2 separate regions of the Homo sapiens genome follow, and region 2 is linked to region 1. A link is a loop called in an ENCODE intact Hi-C map of the cell type or tissue named here. Cell type or tissue: GM12878. All regions are shown on one strand.

Region 1 (2,500 bases):
GGCTTGTGCGATGATATTGTGAAGTCATGTTTAAGTGGAAACTCAGACACCAGATGTGTACAGCTGCAGTAGAGGAGCCAACCCAGCCAAAGCCAGAAAAGCCCCATGCTGGTTGTTTTACTTTTGAGTGAGAAGGAAGGGGAAATAAATCTCTCACAATAGATAAAGAGAAGATAGTTCATGTTTTTTTTTATCACCTTTTTCTTTTCCTTTATTTTAAAGTCTAAATGGGGCCATTTGTCTTTAATGTGTTTTACCTATCAAGAAATACGTGAGCAATTCTATATCAATTAAAAAATGTGAACAGTTCTGCAGAAAAATGTTCAGTTCAAGTGGCTTAAGACAGGTTCCATTTGTTCAACAATCTATACTTTTTAAAAGGCTATACTTTTCTTGAGAGTTCCTTAAGTTCATAGCATGAAGAGGGATGAGTTGCTGATCCTATATACGTAAGTATTGCCTTTATAACCGTATTTTTTTCCTCTTTGGGTAAAGATTTCATTTAAACAATCATCAGCAAATGTCTTTGCTAATGGTATATATACAGTGGGACTAACTTTTCTCTGGGGAAGTTAGTCCATTGAAAATTATTTGCTGTAACTTATTCCTTGCCGCAGACAGTATCATGGTCCAACAGAAAAGCATTTAAAACTTTGTTATGTGTTATTAAGGAATATTTACACTTGTGGGGCTATTCTTAAGATAGCCAGAGCACTTTTGTAGCTGAATTACAAAAAGAACACATCCAACCTAGGTTTGTTTGTTTATTTATTTAGGCTACTCCTTGCAGAGCAGGGCTAACTCCTAAGCAGTGTCCCCAGCCTAGTCTTTCTTAAATACAGAAAAGATGAAGCCCAGAATCCTAGTTTTCAGAGTTTATATCTACAAGTCTGACTTATCTGTGAAATTGGCTAGAGCTAGAATATACTTGATTACAACCCCTTTAAAACTGAGCTTCCCATTTTGTCTATACACATATTGAAGACTGTAAAGAAGGAAAACACGTAATGTTTTCTTAAAAATGTCCTAAAATGAGACATTTAAATGTCCTTAAAAATGAAATTCATCATTTGTTATCTTAACATACTAGTATATCTGAAACTTGACAACGCAAGTTTCAGATATACTAGTATGTTAGGATAACAGTAAAAGAAAGATTAGACTAGCAGGGGAATAAAATGCACAACAAAATCTCCTCTCCCTTCCTGTACTCTTATTTGAATGAAAAGACTGGAAAAGATGCTTGGTTTAAACCACATGGGAAAAATATCTTTTCAGCTGCAAACTGCTTTTTATATTTTAGCAATGTAAACACATTGTATGGGAATACAAGGGGCTGTGCTGCCTCCCTGTCCAAATACTGCATGCAGGTAACACCGAACAAGAGGTGGAGTGATAACATGGACAGACTGCCTGGAACACAGATACCATCTCCCAGGGCCCAGGATTCGGAGGCCTAGAGGTAACGCTGGTGTTTCTAGGCTTTGCAACAGTGAAGGACCACTGCCACCTGTGGACAGCAGCAAGCATTAGCGACATGCTGCAGGCCGAGTGAAGTGTCAGTGTTGTATTTTTACAGTGACAACAAGGCAACCTGGTGAACCAGATATTCCAAAATTTTCCCAATAAGTGTTTTATGAGTACCTCCATGGCCTGGGGTAGGACTTTTCACTGCAAATCAATAAGCATCCTTCAGACCATATGTATGTAGGACATGGTCATCATGTGTTAATATAAAACCACAGAGAAGGCATCTTAAATTCTAATGCCTTTGAGGGGCAGTTAGATCATGTAGATGTAAAAGAATAAGAGTGATCAGGACAGCAAATTGGAGACCGCATGCCCTACCTAGATGCATTCAGTTTTGTTTATTTATTTACTTTTTAAAGAATGTACTCCATCAAGCAACATGCGTTTGAAGCTCAGATTCAGCCTGCAACCATCTAGCACCAGAGGTCAGTGAGTGGATGTATGAGATCCCAGGTTACATTTGTGTACCCAGAAGCAAAGGTCTAAGCATGCTTCATTCACTCATTCATTAATGTAGAAATTCAACTTATTCACCGAAAAATACTTATTGCATCTTTGTCTTATTCTAGACATCACTCTATCTTGATAGACAAGTTGGGAAAATAGATATCAAACAAATAATCACACAAATAGAATTACATTTGTAATAAATGAAATGAATGAAAATCCCAGGCAACTCTAAAAATGTGTATCATATTTCATAATATGTGCTTGCTTATAAATCACATCACTACACTATATACCTCTAGAAAAAAAGAAAACCCTGCCAATTAAGTTATAGCTCTGTGCTTTTTTATACATTTTGTCTCATACTTACGGAGAGAATTCATTTTTTACTTAGTGCAACATAGAATTTTTATCACACATTCTTGTGCGTACATAAAAAGGAAAATATAAATTGAATAAGACATTTCTAAAACCTTTTCACATTGAGAGTTGAACTCATTTGAAGCACTTTTTGACACAGAGT
Region 2 (2,500 bases), 150 kb before region 1:
TTGATGTTTCAAAATTCCTTAACTTTTTAAACTCTTAGAAAAATTTTAAATGCTGTTTAGGAAGTCTTTGTTGCTATGCCTCTCCTAAGAATAAACTACTGATGATTTGTAACACATATTTTTTCTTCTTTAAAACTCAAGACCTTTAAAATTTCTAGGAATGTTCCTAGATGTATTCTGTGTAGTTGAAATTTTGTGACATCTACCTGGAGAAGTGGAAAGTTACATTCGAACACAAAATGCTGGAAAGTTTATAGTGTATGAAATGTATTTTCCATGTAGTATTCTCAGTGTAGATGAGCAGTCTTTCAAGGAAATTCCCAAACTCTAAGCCATACCAATTAAACGATACATATTTAATTCATAAGAAAATTACTATGAAATGATTAACTTTCCTTTAAACATTTAAATCATTACTTAATTTAAAAAGTGAAATAAACCGTAAGTTTTTAGGGGATTATCTATATTCTGAGTATAGCACAGTACCCCTTGCATTCTTCCTGGTATGTTGATATATGGAGAATATACAAACTGTGGGCTAAATTGAGACACACATTAAGTAGAAATATTTTATTTTTCTGTCATTTGCATATCATCACACACAAAATTTTATGTTGTGATTCTGTTTACTCTTTTTAGCTTCTGACTTCCAGCCAACAAGATTTTCCTTCCAAATTTGCCCTGTTTTATTGAGTTGAAAGATTTGTCCCTCTCATGTAACCTGGTCTGGATCTTCCTATAAGAAATTTGCAGTCGTGCCATGAAAAATGCTTGTAGCACAGACATATGCAAAGTATTACCACTTTGCTTTAATCACCAGAGCAGAGTCACTCCATGAATAATTCGAGCCACTAGCATCCTGTTGAAAGCCAAGACCTCTGGGTTGTGAGTCATCTGTTCTTTTCTGTGGCAGGTGTTGGGGTCAAACACTTTGGATCTTTACTATGGTTTGTAGAAAGGACAGTTAGCCATGTATGTTCCTAAGCTGCTGCGGTTAGTGCACTTTCATTAGATGAAAGCTCATTTGAGGTGGTTGCATCCTGGAGGAGACAGTTTGCTTTTCTTTCTGCAGACCTGAGTTTTACGGTCTCTCTGTAGTATTTCATATGGAAGCAGCTGTTGATGGATTCTAGTTCCTCAGAGTTGGACATTTTATCTGAATCACAAAACCACCAAGTGATTTCACATGAGAATAAACCTGTCAAGGTCTGTTTTATGGAGAGCCAGGTATGGACAATGGTTGGACAGGCCAGTGCTGCTGCCACCTAGATCCCACATTCAATTTGGTTGAATTTTGATATTAATATTAAGTAATCGTCAGGCTGAGAGTAAGTGGGGATACTCTAGTACAATATTATTGTTTAAAAGAGAGTAGCATGAGTACATGAAATCCCAATTAAAAATGATATACTATGACTGAAAAATATCATTCATTCAATTCCTTTGTTCACTCATTCATTCATTCAATCCACTCTGATTAGTGGCAATCAGGAGGTTTATCATAAGTTATGATACTAATTTGTAAGTGGCATATTAATTGATTTTATACGTGCAGATGCCTCAAAAATTCCTGAAGGCACTAAAAATTTCTCCCTAAAGATATATAATACATAAAAATATAATACAGGATAATTTCTCGAAATGCCGTTTTTTCCCTTTCTTTCTGGTTAGGATCTTGAAAAAAGTTAAAAAGCAGTGATTACATTCAACATATGGTGTTGGGAAAATGGAATATCAACAAGCAAAAAATGGGGTTTGACCATTATCTAACATCATATACAAGCATTAACTCAAAATGGATCAAAGACCTAAATGAAAGATATAAAATTATAAAATTCTTAGAAGAAAACATAGGAAAAAATCTTCATGATGTTGAATTTGGCAATGGTTTCTTGGATATAACACCAGAAACACAGGCAAGAAGAGAAAAAATAGACAAATGGGACTTCACGAAAACTGAAAAATTTCGTGCGTCAAAAGACAATATCAACAGAGTAAAAAGACAACCCATAGAATGGAAGAAAATATTTGCAAATCACATATGGAATAAAGGGATTAATATCCAGAATATACAGAGAACTCCTAAAACTCAACAACAACAAAAACAAACAACTGGATTCAAATGTAGGAAAAGGACTTGAATAGGTACTTCTCCAAAGAAGATATACACGTGGCCAGTAATGGCATGTTAAAAAGATGTTCAACATCACTACCATTAGGAAAATGCAAATCAAAACTACAATGAGATGCCACCTTACACCCATTAGGAGTGACTACTATTGCTACTATTAAAAAAAAAAAACCAAAAAACAAACTGAAAACAACCAGTGTTGGCAAGGACATGGAGAAAGATGAAATCCTTATGCGCTTTTGATGTGAATGTAAAATGATACAACCACTGTGGAAAGCAGTAGGACAGTTCCTCAAAAAACAAAAATAGAATTACTGTATGATTTAGCAATTTTGTTTCTGGGTATATACCCCAAAGAATCGAAAGCAG

Evidence for each region. Peaks named below come from ENCODE experiments on the same cell type or tissue, not always from the same donor. Only the 100,000 strongest peaks of a DNase experiment are listed, where the experiment ranks them.
Region 2: a loop joins it to region 1, with 2.1 times the contacts of the local background. A loop is called at or near these places in 1 of 110 quality-filtered maps.

What each region holds. Positions count from the first base shown.
Region 1 is chr9:1,428,034-1,430,533 of GRCh38, forward strand. All of the region lies in intron 3 of LOC102723803 (a long non-coding RNA gene), which reads left to right. Among named protein-coding and RNA genes, the nearest start is that of DMRT2, 380 kb to the left of the region's middle. In GM12878, a CTCF peak has its summit at 1,513; no DNase peak of the experiment used is centred here.
Region 2 is chr9:1,273,122-1,275,621 of GRCh38, forward strand. No RefSeq gene overlaps it. Among named protein-coding and RNA genes, the nearest start is that of DMRT2, 220 kb to the left of the region's middle. RefSeq lists an enhancer at 626-1,127. In GM12878, no CTCF peak of the experiment used is centred here; a DNase peak (open chromatin) is centred at 941.